Regions from separate parts of the Mus musculus genome. Here region 1 is linked to region 2. A link is a loop called in an ENCODE intact Hi-C map of the cell type or tissue named here. Cell type or tissue: heart. All regions are shown on one strand.

Region 1 (8,000 bases), 130 kb before region 2:
GATGCTGTGTGTGTGTGTGTGTGTGTGTGTGAGAGAGAGAGAGAGAGAGACAGAGACAGAGACAGAGACAGAGACAGAGAGAGCCTGAGTCTCTCGTGCAGCCTAGACAGATATATACCACATATAGGGAAAGTTTTGTTTATATATGTGCATCTATGTGCCTGTGGAGGACAGAAGAGGGCCTCCCATCCTGAGAACTGCAGTCACAGCTGGTTGAGAACCTCTGTTCGCATGGTGACCATGGTTGCTGGGAACTGAACTCTATCTTTTGTAAGAACAGCAGATGTTCTAAGCTCTGGGCCTCTCTCTGGCCTCTCTCTGGGCTCTCTCTGGCCTCTCTCTGGGCTCTCTCTGGCCTCTCTCTGGGCTCTCTCTGGCCTCTCTCTGGCCCCTGTAGGAGTCTCTGCTCTGTTGGGGATCCATCCAGAACCTGTGCATGTGAGGCAATGACTCTGCCACTGAACTACACCCCAAACTCAAAAGTGATTTGGTTTGGGGTCTCAAGTAGCCCAAGCTGGCCTTGAACTCGACAAGAGTGGGTTTGAATTCCTGATCCTCCTGCCTTGGCCTCCTGAGAATTGGGTTTGAGATATACATCACTCTGCTTAGCTTTTGTCGCACTTTTCTTTTTAAGCATCTTTGGTTACCGGTTACCATGTACAGAGGTAATGCTAGAGGCAAGGATGAAGAGGGCACAGCCTGTGGGGAGGGGTATCAGGCTCCTGCGGTACAAATGACAATAAACATAGTGCTTCAGCAATATAACTTTTTTTTGTATAGTTTTGGAGGTCAGAGGCTCATATTGCTTGTTGCTTAAGTCAGGGTTGTGTTAATACGAGGGAGTTTAGGGGAGGACAAATCTATCCATTACTTTCTGTCTTAAAAACAAAAATTGCAAGCCGGGAGTGGTGGCCCATGCCTTTAATCCCAGCACTCAGGAGGCAGAGGCAGGCAGATTTCTGAGTTCAAGGTCAGCCTGGTTTACAGAGTGAGTTCCAGGACAGCCAGGGCTACACAGAAAACCCTGTCTTGAAAAACCAGAAAAAAAACAAAAAAACAAAAAAACAAAAATTACAACCAGGCATGGTGGCACATGCCTTTAATCCCAGCACTCGGGAGGCAGAGGCAGGCAGATTTCTGAGAAATCCTGTCTTGAAAAACCAAAAAAAAAAAAAAAAAAAAAAAATTGCATTTTATTTATGTGTGTGGGTATGAACTCAGGTCCTCTGGTTTGGCTGCAAGTGCCTTTACCTACTGAGCAATCACATCTCTGAATCCCCCTCCCCATTTTCAAGACAGGATTTCTTTGTGTAGCCCTGGCTGTCCTGGAACTCACTCTGTAGACCAGGCTAGTTTTGAACTCACATAACTCTGCCTGCCTCTGCCTCCTGAGTGCTAGGTTAAAGACATGTATCACCACCACCTGGGTTTTTCTAGATTCTCTCTCTCTCTCTCTCTCTCTCTCTTTCTCTCTCTCTCTTTCTCTTTCTTTTTTTCAAGATTTACTTATTTTACATATATGAGTACTCTGTAGCTGTCATGAGACATACTTGAAGAGGGCATCAGATCCCATTACAGATGGTTGTGAGCCACCATGTGGTTGTTGGGAATTGAACTCAGGACCTGTGGAAGAGCAGTTGGTGCTCTTTACTGCTGAGCCATCTCTCCAGCCCATTTTTCTCGATTCTTTTTTTTTTTTTTTTTTTTTTTAAAGATTTATTTATTTATTATATGTAAGTACATTGTAGCTGTCTTCAGACACTCCAGAAGAGGGCGCCAGATCTCGTTACGGATGGTTGTGAGCCACCATGTGGTTGCTGGGATTTGAACTCTGGACCTTCGGAAGAGCAGTCGGGTGCTCTTACCCACTGAGCCATCTCACCAGCCCTTTCTCGATTCTTAAAGTCAGCATTTCTTGGCTTGGCCTGGCTTCCTCTTCAAAGTCAGGAGGAGCGTCCTGCATACCAGTCCTCCTTGTAATTACACCATGTCTAACTGGATAATCCAGAATACTATTCCTCTCACAACCTTTAAGGGACACTCTGGGGATAGGTGTCTTTGGGAAGTTATTGTGGGGCACACTTCAAGGGGCTACTGCAATAGTCCAAGCAAGAGGTGATGGTGACCAGGCGTGGAGTGACAGCAGCGAAGCGCGTGACAAGTGTTGGGGTTCTGGATTGCTTTGAGGGCTGAGCCCACCGAATGTTCTAAAGGGTTGAATATGGACCATTCCTTCCATCCACTGGAGTGTAGTGGGGAGAGTATGGGTCATCTACTAGGCTAAGGTCATCTACTGGAGTCTGTGAGCCCATCCTGTGCCTCCACTTGGTTTACAGAGACTCAATTGAACCCACCATTGCTTTGGGAAGAGGTCCCCTCCAGCACACATCTCCCTCTCCCCCCTCAGGTTCTGCTGGGTCGGGTCTGGCCTATCCCCAACCTGACTCTCCAGGGAGGTAATTTCCAGCACCACCCTTTGAGATAAGGTCTCACTATGTAGTCGTGTGAAACCTAGAACTCACTCCGCAGACCAGGCTAGCCTCACACTCATGGAGAAACGACTGCCTCTGACTCCTGAGTGCTGGGATTAAGGATGTAAACAAGCATACCCAGCACAGTTCCCTGTGCTTTGGGTTCAATCGCTAGCACTGGAAATAATAAAGCAAAAAGATACCCAGCTGGGCATGGTGGTTCATGTCTGTCTATAATCCCAGCACTTGAGAGGTGAAGGCAGAAAGGTTGCCTTGAGTGTTCGTGCCCTGGTTCTTTCGTTCAGGGTAACCCATGTTCTGCTTATTTTCACGAGGCTTTAAGTAAGAAAGATTCTTTTATTATATGGGTGTTTTGCATGTGTGTATATATTTGTGCTACACGTGCATTTGGTGTCTGAGGAGGTCAGAGAGGGCGATGGCTCTCCCGGGGCTGGGGCTGCAGTTGTGAGTGCCACCGCATACATGGGTGCTGGGAACTGAGCCTGGCAGAGCAGCCAGAGAGCACTCCAGCCCTGTTTGTCACATGGCTTTTACGGAGGTGTTAGAAGTTAAGAAAGCTTTTCAAAAGGACCCGCACTTGACCCAAAGGCCAGAACAGTGAAGCCCAACTGGTGTCTAACCGATGTACTCTGTGAGTCTTGCCACGGCAGGCAAATCCTCAGGCAAGATGGCGGCAGCTGTCCGTGTGTCAGCGCGATGTACCCATATCCTAGGCAGACATCATGGATGTCTCAGTTTTTCTTCTCCTCCTCTTCTTCCTCCTCCGTCTTCATTTTCTTTTAGAGATCAAGACAGAATTTTGCTATGAAGGCCACACTAGCCTGGAACTCCAGGTTTCCTGTGTCAGCCACTATAGACAGACACTGCCCCTGGCTTTCAGCACCCTTTTAAAAACAAGAGTCCCGCAGAGGCAGGCGGATTTCTGAGTTCGAGGCCAGCCTGGTCTACAAAGTGAGCTCCAAGATGGCCAGGGCTATACAGAGAAACCCTGTCTCGAAAAAACCAAAAAACAACAACAACAAAACCAAGAGTCCCAATGTAGGTTCAAATTCTTCCCCAGAGACGGATGCCAATTGTGTGGTAAGAGTATTTAAGTTAAATTTGAGTTTTCTAATATAATCCCCCCAAACATGACTTTCTATACTCCTAGAGTGTCTTACTATTATTGTGACCAAAGCAACTCGGGGAGGAAATGGTTTACTGAGCTTATACTTCCATATCATTGATCATCATGAAAGCAGGTCAGAACTCAAACAGACAGGAGGTTTTTTCTTTTTCTTTCTTTCTTTCTTTCTTTCTTTCTTTCTTTCTTTTTTTTTTTTCAGTGCCAGAAATACAATTACATTCAGGAGGTTTTTTCAAGTCAGGGTTTCTCTGTATAGCCCTGGCTGTCCTGGAACTCAGTCTGTAGACTAGGCTGGCCTATAACTCAGAAATCTACCTGCCTCTGCCTTTGCCTCTGGGATTAAAGGCATGTGCCACCACATGGCAGCCCTCTTATCTCAGCCTTTCAAAAGATGTGAGATTATAGGCATGAATTGCCAAGTCCTGTTTAAAACACACATCTTTATTTGAGTGCCTGTAGTCAGCTGGGCCCTTTATATTCCTATCTCACTTACAAACTCTTTTAAGAGGACTTGTGACAATTTCAAATTTACAGCTTTGGAAAGCAAGAGGAAGTAAGTATCTAAATGAATATTCGAGGCTGATTTTGAAGCTTTGCTGTTGAATTACACTGCCAAGGTGGTTAGTCTATTTTAGGTTTCAGAAGGTCTCTTAGGTGAATAAAGAGAATGACAGCTCATCCAAGTAGAGAGAACTGACCGGTCTGGTAAAGTAAGCTAGTTAGACAGCCAGTTTCCTGGGCTTGATTCACTGACATATAAATTAGGAACAGCACAGATCCAACACTTCAGAGGCAGAGACAGGCCAGCCTCTGATCCTTAGGAACTTCAAGGCCAGCTTAGGCTACATGAAAGTCTGGTTCCAAAACAGACACACAAAATAGGAACAGCATTATCTGTTGTAAACTGCTTTAAGAATCAAATGTGATTATGATTGTAAAGTACTATGTTCCAGAGATCATAGAAAATGAGTGATGTTGTTATCACTATTACTTCCCGTGCTGTGAATTAGGTCCAGGGTTCTATCACGGACCAGCACAACGAACCCCTCTTTTTGTAATAGTTATTTCTTCTCTTCCTGGTCTTTCATCTCTACGGAACACATTCCAAAGAGACTACATTTTCCAGCATGCCACATTGCCCTTTGACCTCTGCGAGACTAAAAAGATGCGCCATAGTACGCCAGGAGCCGGAAAACTCAGACTCCCGGCTTGCAGCGCGCGGTCCTCCCTTAGACTCGAGGGGCTGCGGGCGCGTGGTGCTCTGGGAGCTGTAGTCAGCGGCGCGTTGCCCTGACGCCGGCCGGGCCCGGGCGTGGGGGCCTGTGGGAGGTGGCGCGGCCGGGCCCAGCTGCGGGGCGGAGGTGGAGGCGAGGCCTGCGGCTGCGGGGAGCGGCAGGCCGGGAGTGGGCGCGGGAGCCGAGCCGAGCCGAGCCGAGCCGAGCCGGAGTGGGCGCCGGAGGCCGGCGCGGCGAGCAGCAACCATGTCGGTGTTCGGGAAGCTGTTCGGGGCTGGAGGGGGTAAGGCGGGCAAGGGCGGCCCGACCCCCCAGGAGGCCATCCAGCGGCTTCGGGACACGGAGGAGATGTTAAGCAAGAAGCAGGAGTTCCTGGAGAAGAAAATCGAACAGGAGCTGACGGCTGCCAAGAAGCACGGCACCAAAAATAAACGCGGTGAGACGGCTGGGGCCCCATCAGACTCTCCACTGGCTCTCCTAAGGCTCCCCAGGCCCGGACTCCACTTTGTCTAACTCGTTTCGGGGTCTCTCTCGACTCTGGAACTCTCCGGCCAGACTTCTTTCGTTGTCCAGCCGAGCCGGGGATCCCTTTCCATCTGACTCCTTCTGGGTCTCCTTGAGCCGGTTCACTTGCATCATCAGACTCCCTTCAAACTCTCCCTACCCTGGCAGGCCTCTTCTGACCCAGATCTCACAGCACTTTAACTTTGCTCAGTCTGTTCCACTCTGTTCCATTGTATTCTTTTCTCTTTGGCCTCACCCATCTTCCCAGCCACTGCCTCTACCCCCACCTTGGTTCATTTCTTTGCCCCACCCTATCATTTATGTGTTTCTTGGTCCACCTCTGTCCTCTCCTGAGCCCTTGGTGACGTCTGAGCTGCCTTCTGCCCCTGACTTAGGAGTCTTCTTGAGAAGCTTCCTTTATGGAGAAAAAAGAGAACTGGGGAGTGAAGAGACCCTCTGGGACCCGCTCTGTCTGTTCACTTGTTGAGTGTACTTGTTAAGTTTTGAGTTCCACATCCACCGGCTAGGAGCTGGCCACTGGAAGACCTAAGATGTCGATAACCCTGTGATTCTCAGAGCTTCCGTGTTGTAAGCCTTACCCTCTTGTGACTCACCACTTCCCCGTTCCTCCTGAACCAGAAATGACGAGGACTCTGCCTCTGTTGACCCAGTCCTGTTGTTGATTGGAACTTGAAAGCTTCTTTGCTTCCTGTCTAGGAATCGAAACTGTCTAGGAAGTACCTTGTAGTTTTCTTCAGTGAGATGGATGTGAAAATGTGTGAATGACTGTAAAGAAAGTCAAAATGCTCATGTGTGTTTTTGTTACAACAATGTGAGCATGAATCATAGCGTGACAGGTCACCCCTTGAGAGTGGGCCGAAGTTGAGAGATAGAGAGAGGTGGGGGGGGGGGGCTGGCTTAGGAATCATGCAAACAAGTATTTAACCCAGAAGGTTACCAGGGAAATTTCTTCCGGGACTGTGACCTTTAGTGGATTTATCCTCCTAAGAGTGTTTATAATATCCAGTACTAGTAGGGGCTTAACTAACATGGGAAACATTAGCTTGTTTTGTATCACAATGATAACCTATCTTGAGGGCTGCTCCTCTGCCAATATCATAGCAAACATTGAGGGAATTCTGAGTACCCAGGACATCCAGTCTGATTCATAGAGGGATATCAAACAATGTCTGCTTTAAAGAAAAGGTACTAGCCGTGCATGTCCCTGAAAGCCTGTAAGCTCAGACCTGGGAGGTGGAGGCAGGAGGGCCAAGGTCATCCGTGTTTACAGAGCAGTCTGAAGGCCCAGATGGCCAACAAGAGAGATACTGTCTCAAAAAGGAAGATGGTGGGGGTAGGGGAGACACTACATGAAGAAACTAACCAATTTGGAGATGTTAGTGATGAGCACTAATTACGACTAAGAAGTGGGGTCATAGTGATAGAGTAGGGTGCTGTCTTGGTAGGATGGTCAGGGTAACATCTTTGAAAAGTTCAAGTTTGAACTGCGGCCTTTTGAAGTACCCAGCTTTGGGGGGATTTTTCTTGGTTGGGAGAATAGCAGAGGAATGGCTGGGAAGTTGGCCTGCTTTAAGAGGTTGAAAGATCTCTGTATCTTTCTAGTGGTTGAAGGGAGAGTGGGGGAAGCGAAGGGAGGGGTGGGCCTTGAATTGCTAACATCAGAGTTTGAATTCTAAGTGGATGGAAAGCTTTTGAAGGGTGTTCTGAAGCCAGTCCTAATCACTGGTTAGAGTTTTAAGCATCTGGCTGTGTCTGGAGAGTGGGAAGGGCATGTAGGGAAGGTGCAGGCATCCATCTGTGGACCGGACACCAGTTAGAGCTGTGGAGAAGAACGGACGGGGCTGTGTTCTCTAATCAGCCCTTTTCTCTGACAGCTCTGCCTTAATCAGGACCCTCTTTTCACCAGTGGTAATTAGAGTCCTGGATTTTGCCAGTCTGCATGTTGGAGGTTTGTTTCCTCACTGTGGAGTGGAGGAGGGTTGTCAATATGCATCCTCTCCTGCCTCCCAGACGCCGAGCACACTGCCCTCCTGCCATACAGTGAGATCAGTAACTCAGGTCCCTGGCCAGGCTAGCTTAGTTTCTGCAGTTGTATAGGGGACCGAACTGGCTTTCCACACGCTTGTAGAGAGACTGGAGAAGTGACTCAGTTGTAGGAAAATTGTTGAACTTTCTCTGTCTTTTTGAGTTTGCCTGTGAGGACAGGAGCTGCTGCAAGCTTCCCTTCTTTTTATTGTTTTGAGGTCTGATGTATTCTTGTCCTAGGACCTAACCACTTCCTTAGACAGTGCTGTGAGGTTTTACTACCACCATGTGCACACCATTCATATCTTGACCTACTGCTGGCTGGGACTCTGAATGTCAGAAATGAGAAAACACTGCCTGTCTTCCTGGAAGAAGTCAGGATTGGAAATGTGGGGGTGGGAAGGGCCAGGAGTAATTTTAGAAGTCAGTGGTGAAGTGTGTTTAGATGGTTGAGGTTACAGGGAGAGGTTCTTTTTTTTTCTTTTTTCTTTTTTTTTTTTTTTTTTTTTTTTGGGTTTTCGAGACAGGGTTTCTCTGTGTAGCCCTGGCTGTCCTGGAACTCGCTCTGTAGACCAGGCTGCCCTCGAACTCAGAAAT
Region 2 (8,000 bases):
CGTTCTGTGGGTGTAACGGGGATACTGGGAGGAGTGCCAGGGCCAGACACTTTGGCTCGTACCAAGACGCCTGGCTTACCAGGACGGGGCGGCCTGAAAAGGGGCTGCGTTCTTGACACACAAGCTTAATGATTCGGAGTGATGCTGAACGCGAGCATTTGGATGTAGAATCTTTGGTCTTTGAGCATGTCCTGGTGAACAAAGCCCCGATGACACAGCACTGAATTTACAGAGCTCAGGGTCAGATTAGCCCACATTGGCACAAAGTGTTCCTAAGCACAGAAGAAAAAGATATTCTAGATGAAACAAAAACCTTACAGTATGGGAATAAAATAAACAGAGATAAAAGTGTTGTTTTTTTTTTTTAAAGGTGGGGAAAGATCGTGGAAGATACTCATGTAAACTTCTGTACACCCCCCTTTGCCCCAATATCACTAACCCTAAGTAAAAAAAATCCAGAAGTGAGTGAATTTTCTGAACAGTTTCATCAGGTTTCAGACACAGTTTTTCAGATTTAAATTTTTTTTAAAAAGATTTATTTATTTTATGTATATGAGTACACTGTAGCTGTTTTCAGACACACCAGAAGAGGGCATCAGATTCCATTACAGGTGGTTGTGAGCCACCATGTGGTTGCTGGAAATTGAACTCAGGAACTCTAGAAGAGCAGTCAGTGCTCTTAACCACTGAGCCATCTCTCCAGCTCCAAGAAATATTTTCTAAGTTTCATTTTCCTCCAAAACTTCTACAACATCTTGTCTTTTGCTGTTGTCCCTAATGGTAACTAAGGAAAAAACAAACAAACAAACAAACAAAAACAAAGACGATGCCTGGCTTACCCTGGGATTTTAATAATTAGGAAGACTGGAGAGCTGGCTCAGTAGTTAAGCACTTGTTGCTCTTGCAGAGGACCTGAGTTGGTTTTCCAGTACCCGACAAGGTGGCTCACAACCACCTGTAACTCCAGTTCTAGGTGATCTGACGCCCTCTTCTGACCCCATCAGGCAATCAGGCACCAGGATTGCAAAACACCCATACACATAAGTCTTAAAAAATAATTAGGGGCCGGGCGTAGTGGAGTACGCCTTTAATCCCAGCACTCGGGAGGCAGAGGCAGGCAGATTTCTGAGTTCGAGGCCAGCTTGGTCTACAGAGTGAGTTCCAGGACAGCCAGGGCTACACAGAGAAACCCTGTCTTTAAAAAAAAAAAAATTAGAGAAAACGTAGCACAATCATTTAGCATGTAGACTCTAAAATTGGACTTCATCATTTTTCTAGCTGTGTGGTTTTGGGGAATTTAACCTCTTTTGTGACTGTCTCCTCACTTATGGGGATTTTAATAGTACTTATTTCATAAGACTGTTACAGGGGTTAAGCTTGAAGAGCAGTCAGTGCACTGCCTGGTAACTAACTAGTTAGTGCTGCATAACTGTTAGCTAGTGTTGCCAGCATATTTTCTTAGAAACATCGCCCTTCAAATTCTCATCTTGTGAGACTCTTCTGAGGTGATACTGAGAGTCTTCTTGACATTTCTTTGTTGGATTTGTTATGGTCAACCATAAAACAGACATTAAATGAGGGATCTACTATTTTTATGCATTGAAGACTGAACAAGACAGACAATAGCCTGTCCTTGCACTCATCACACTGTAGTGGAAGTGTGTTTGGCAGAGAGACAATCAGCTAATATACACATTTCAGATGGGACATTGTTCTGGAGAAGAATCTAACAAGAAAGAATACAGTAGTGAAAGGTGGCTATCTAAAATGTGGACAGGTAAGACAATTAATTGATTAATTAATTAAGACGGGGTTTCACTGTATAATCTTGGCTGGCCTGAAAGTTGGTATGTAGACTAGTAGCCTCAAACTCCCAAAGATCTCCCTGTCTCTGCTTCCCATGTGCTGGACTATTACTCCTGACCATGTAAGAGTTCTTTTTAGAAAGCCTGAAGATGGCTGGTCATAGTGGTACACACCTTTATTTTTTTCCTCATAGATTTATTTGTTTATTATATGTAAGTACACTGTAGCTGTCTTCAGACACTCCAGAATAGGGCATCAGATTTCAATACAGATGGTTGTAAGCTACCATGTGGTTGCTGGGATTTGAACTCAGGAGCTCCTGAAGGGCAATCGGTGATTTTAACCGCTGAGCCATCTCTCCAGCCCCTGGTATACACCTTTAATCCCAACATTTAGGAGACTGATGCAGGCAAATCTATGGTTGTTTGAGGACAGCCTGGTCTACATAGTGAGTTCTAGGATAGCTAGAGTGAGACTCTGTCTCAAACAAACAAAAACATTAAACAAACCAACAAACCCAAAACCTAAAACTTAAAAGAAAAAAAAAAGCTAAAGAAAAAAAGCACAAAAGAAACTGTTTAAATGGCAAGGAGCAAGCCATAGCAATATCTAGGAGAATAACATGAGGGCAAAAGCAAAGGCCCACAAGAAGCAGTATACCTGGCATTTTAGAAGACCAGGAAAAAAGCCAAGAAGTAACTGGAGCAAAATAGCAGACTAAAGCTTACAGTGTCAGGAGGGTGGCAGCGGGTGATAAGGTATTCAGGACCTTGTAGAATGTGCACAGAATTCCCAGTGGCAGCAGACTATCATCTGCAATCTTTTCTAATGGAAGCCACGACCGGAGCAGGGCACCAGTGGCAGCTTGCCTGACAGTGGGGCTGCAAGTTCAGAGAATGCTTCTCAGAGGAGGAGGCTCCTCCTGAATATGGGATGAGTGAAAAGGCTGCCTGAGGTGTTAGTTAATAGATTGCTATATCCAAAGTCTAGCGGTGGTGGCACATGAGGTGGAGGCCAGCCTGGTTTACAGAGTGAATTCCAGGAAAGCCAAGGCTACCCCGAGAAACCCTGTCTTGAAAAAACAAACGGACAAGGAAACCCAACAAAGAATAGATGGTATATTTGAGCAAATATAGGAAGACTGTTACACAGAGAGGGAAGTGAGGAGCTGGATAAAACCAGAAAAAGCAGAGGAGGTTGGTAGGGGCTGGACTGATTGATGGAAGTGTTTATTGATCACCATAGTAGGTCTGGAAACACAGTAATGTACAAAAACCAGTAAAGAATTCCTGGTCTTGGCGCTGGGGAGATGGTTTAGTGAGTAAGACTGATTGCTCTTCAAGGCTGAGAACCTGTTTGAATCACCCATTCCCGAACTCAAGAGGCCTGGCCTCGCTGTGATGCCAGCAGTTGGAAGGCAGAAGCAGGGAGGATTAGGAGTTCAAGATTATTCTCGGCTACAGAGCAAGTACAAAGCTGGCCCGGGCTACAGAGACCCTGCCTCAAACTCTGTCCTAATTCCCAACAGGTAATGAAATCACAGGTCTGAAGGGAATGGGGAATACAAATAAGTACGTCTCCAGCTTTCTGGGAGATTTGTGACTATAGCTGACAATGGTCCTCTTTGCTCTCAGAAGACCCCCTGATGGTCTGGAGAGGCAAATTGGGGATGTAAGTGGGAGAGACAGGAGACTGAAAAACTGATTCAAATGGGAGATCCTGACATGATAAATATTTAGGAGGAAGAACCAACACCCAGATTAAGTAAGAAAACATTTCATCCCATAAGGGCAAAACTACTTAATCAGGCTTTTTTTTTTTCCACCTTTGACGAGAGACCCCAGACATCGAAGCGTCTCCGCCCAACCCCAAGCCTTCCCAGCGAATGGTAGCATTCTAATTCCTAGAAAGTGAAATAACCGCTCCAATTGCTTCTGGCCCCTGCCGCACCGCCTCCAGCTAACAGAGAGGGCTCCATCTCCAGGCCTCGCCCAATCAAGCGCCACCCCCGCGCCGCGCTCCTCCCTTAGGATCTTCCTCCTTCCGGCTCCCGCCCAGGGTCTACCTCCGACTGTCCTGCCCGCGGTGTTACCAAGGCCCACCTCCTGCAGACCGGCGGCAACCTCTTAGCACCGCCTCCGCTTCCGTAGGCCCAAGCTCCGCCCCTCAGACTCCTCCCCTGGGCACGCTCTTCCCCCCCACCCCGGCTCCGCCCTCAGCCTGCTGCTCCTCCCTCGTGTCCTCCCGCCCGTCAGCCCTCGGGACCCCCTCCGCCCCGCCTTCAGCACCCGGCTGGTGGAAGCCACAAACTCCTTTCCCTCAGCCCCGCCTGCCTCCTCCGTCCCCCCACCCCACGCTAGACCCCGCCCCGGCCCCGCCCTCCTCCTCTGCGCGCCGAAGCTCTGGACCTTTCCAAAGCCCGGCGCGAGGGGTGTGCAGGGAGCCCACGCGTTTGGAGAGCCCGGCCCGTGCAGGGCGGCGCTGGGGACTGAGTGCTCGGGTGGCAGGATCCTATTCGGAGGACCGAGAGGAGAACCGGGTAGGAGCCGGGGCGGCGGGCAGGCCGAGTGCAGACGCCTGTCCAGCACTCCCCCTCCCCGCGCTCGCCCCATTGGTGGCGGCCGAGCGAAGGACTCGCGGCTGCGGGGCTCGCGCCTCTGTCAGTGCGGCGGGGCGCGCGAGCGGCGCGGGGTGCGGAGCCGAGGGAAGCCGAGGGGGCGGAAGCGGTCGCGACTCTCGCGCGTGTGCTCGGGCTCCTCACGCGGCGGCCAGGGCCGCCTCTTCCCTCCCGCCCTCCGAGAGCAGACGCGCCGTCGCCCTTCGGTGCCGCGCGGCTTCCTCCAGACCTCGGCGCGGGTGAGTGGGGGCCGCGGGCCGCTCCTGAGGAGTGCGGGCGGGCTGTTCCGTGTGCCTTTTTCGTTCCTCACCTCCTCGGGCGGGCCGGTGCCTATTTTTAGAAACTCTTTCTCTCCGCGGTCCCGGGAGTCCTGGGAGCCGGAGTAACTCTCGGCCCCCTCCCTCTGTGCTCCCTCCCGGGCCCGCCGCCCCGGGTCGCCTGCCCCGGGGCCACGCGCGCCCGCCCCTGGACGCCTGGTATTCGCAGCTCGCCTCCGGTCGGTCGGCCGGGCGCGGGCCGGGAGTTGGGGGTGGGCCGGTGCCCGCTCGGAAGTTGGAGTCTTTTGTGCTGCGCCCCGCCCCGACCGGCGAGGGGAGGAGGGGAGGGAGCGGAGGTTGCGCCGGGGAGGCCTCGGGCGGGCTGGGGCCTGGCTCTGGCCTGGATTGGGGCCCCGGGTTTCTTCCGGCTTTCCAGTCGGTCCAGCTCTTTGAGGTTCCCTTAGGCGCGCAAAACTGGTCCTTTCTTTTCCCTCACGGGTCTGTCTGAGCGCCTTTCTCGCTACCCTTGCCTAGCCTTTGCTCGGTGTCTTGTGGAGCGCGGAAGGGAACGGCCAGCCCTCGAACTGGGGGGCCGCGTCCCCCACTTTGCTCCAGCCCGAGCCTCAGTTTTCACCTGGGTGAAATGGGGTCAAGGAGGAACGCAGCCTCTCCGGGTGTTAGTGAATTCAGGGAGGGAGTTAGTACAGGGCAGAAGCGTTAAATGCCAACAGGTAACGTTTAACGAGACTGACCCAGGAACTTCGTGAATGTATCGCCTCATGTCCACACCGGTCTTCCAGAGCTGTCCCTGCTCACAGGAGCAGAAATCAAGGTTCAGAGACATGAAACCGCCGTAGAAGTACAAAGCTGTTAGTAACCGTTACTTATTTCCTGATAGGAAATCTCTTTGTGCAGAGGGCATTTTGATTTACCGTTAGTCTTAACACCGTATAGGTAAGAAAGGTAGGCTCCTCTCTGAGACATTGACTGAGAGACAGGGACTGATCTGCCATAGATAAAATCTCCTTTTGTTGCTATCAGAACTCTGAGGGAAAGTGGTTAGGAGGAAATGTTTTTGCTGGTGTTGTGCTTAGACTGGTCCAGAGATCTTAAGTCTCAAACATAGTTCTGAGGTGTTTAGCTTCAGGACCTCACGGAAGTCCACCCTTTACTTTGTTTATTGCATGTCTCCATCATCCCCCCACCTCAGTCCTAGCGATCAGTCAGTCAGAAATGTAGGCAGCTCCAGTCATCTTTAACTCCCTGCCTTCAGATAGTGTTATTTTTCTTTTGTCTTCCAACATGGCCTAGAGGGATTAAAGAGAGCTAAACTTAACTTTGGCACCTGTTTTCCTTTTGCAGTGTGTTTGCAGTGAGTTTGATACTGGCTGCTGGGATCTGGTTCTTGAGAAGGTTCACAGGTTTGCATTAGTTCCTTGGACCTGTAGGTCTACTGTGTTTCCTCCATCCCTTCAGAGTCTAGGATACAGTAATGGTGGAACATAGGAGGTTGATGGCTCGATAAACCACCCCTTCTTTCCGTTTTTTCTGACCCTTGGAAAGGGGGATGTCATCTGAATGGACTACCTTGGTGATTACTAGATTCCTAGTAGCCTTTCTTTGAGTCTGTTTTGTTGTTACACCTCCTGTACATTGCCATTTCCTGAGTATGAGCTACCTTTTCAGGCCTTAAGATCATGAGTCTCAGGTAATTGGACATCTCAGAAGATCCTGTGTAAATTCAGCTGCTGTTTCTGCCTCAATGTTTAAAAGGCAGTGTCTGTATTTTCTTGTTACCAATTTTGTTTTAGTTTCCGAATGGTTTAGGTACTCTGCTGTAACCATTATCTGATTTCTAATCTAGTGTGAAGTCGTTTGCAGGGCTTTATTTATGCCTTTGTAGTGTCAGGCAGTGGAGACAAGATTGGAACATTTGCCTTTAGGATCACAGGATTTAGCTGGTGTTGTTCAAAGAGCTGAGCCACTTCTTGGGGTCCTTTGAGTCTGTTTCCTTATGTGTAAAGTCTCAAGGTACAGGTACTATGGAGACTACAAGGAAATAATTGTGAGAATGCTTGTTATCACTAATAGTAGCTAACCTTTATTAGTTATAGGTCTGAAGAGTTTTAGTGGAACGTGTCATTTAATCCTTGGAGCAGTCTATGAACTAGATATTTATTGTCCCTACTTTACAGATGAAACAGGCTTAGAGAAAGGTTCCGTTGACTTGTTCAGAGCCAAGCTGGATTCACTCTGCAGACAGTAACATTGAAAGTCAGATGCTTTAAAAAATTGTGGTATCAGATATATATGTCAAATTTTAAACAGTTGGCATTGTAATAGTTTTACAGTGTGCAATTATGTGGGATTAAGTATAGTCAAATTGTTCTACAGCTGACATTGCCAAATTATCATACCTTTTCCCAACTGAAATTCTCCTGGTCATACACTACTTGTTGAAGACTTCTGGCAAACACCATTTTGTGTTCTGGTGTAAATTTGATTACCCTAGGACTTTCACAGTGAAGTGAAATAATTCAATCTTTGTCCTTTTGTGATTGCCACAGCTAGCATTTCCTTCATTTCACAGTGTTCGGTAAATGCAGGATGATTTACTAGTTCCCATCTGCAGTAGAGTGACATCCCCAGAGCAGGAATGCAGGCCTGGTGTGCCTCTGGCAAAACCCCCTTTTCCCCTCTGTAGTTCAAGCTTTATTGCTGAAGCGAGTTATGGATTATATCAGCCCCTGTATTTTCAGATGAGATCTTCTATTCTTGAACTTGAACCCAGACATATTCTTTGATTGTTTGTCCATGTTTATTTGCCATTAGGGTTTGGGCATCCGGAGCTGTCGTGATCAGGAGCTGTGACAGCAGCTAGGATCAAAACTTGTCAGCTGAGTAAGTGGATTATCTCAGTGACAAGCACCCCCCTTGTGTTCTTCTCTCTCCATAAAGGCACACAAAAGGGACTGTTTGGAGTCTGGAGTCTTAGAAATTCTTATGGATCCTCACTGCTGTGGTTAGGGTGGGGTTAGGTGTCACATTTAGTCTTTCAAAATTCACTTTGGTTCATCTGTTTCTGTGTTTTGTGAGATTTTTTATATTTACAAAAGTAGCTGGAATTTTGTTCTGATGGTAATGTGGCTTTGGAGTAGGTAGTATTCCAGAAGTGAGGAGTAGGACAAGAAAACAAACATAAAAGTCTGATAGCTGACTTGGCCTGTATTCTAAGGTCAGAGTTCATTGACTAGTAGGTTTGATAAAGTGCCATTTTTTTCTCTTTCTTTTGTGGTGCTTGAGAATGAACCTGGAGTTCA

What was found. Peaks named below come from ENCODE experiments on the same cell type or tissue, not always from the same donor. Only the 100,000 strongest peaks of a DNase experiment are listed, where the experiment ranks them.
Region 1: a loop joins it to region 2, with 2.3 times the contacts of the local background. A loop is called at or near these places in 4 of 42 quality-filtered maps.

What each region holds. Positions count from the first base shown.
Region 1 is chr2:154,652,083-154,660,082 of GRCm38, forward strand. Chmp4b (charged multivesicular body protein 4B) reads left to right here and starts at 4,944. Exons shown (of 5, transcript NM_029362.3): 1 at 4,944-5,289. The coding sequence starts at 5,100. In heart, no CTCF peak of the experiment used is centred here; DNase peaks (open chromatin) are centred at 4,859 and 5,989; H3K4me3 peaks cover 3,254 bases; H3K27ac peaks cover 3,395 bases.
Region 2 is chr2:154,786,887-154,794,886 of GRCm38, forward strand. Raly (hnRNP-associated with lethal yellow) reads left to right here and starts at 4,224. Exons shown (of 8, transcript NM_001139511.1): 1 at 4,224-4,662. In heart, CTCF peaks have their summits at 575 (motif pointing right) and 3,790 (motif pointing left); DNase peaks (open chromatin) are centred at 3,255, 4,035, 4,425 and 4,995; H3K4me3 peaks cover 3,998 bases; H3K27ac peaks cover 3,170 bases.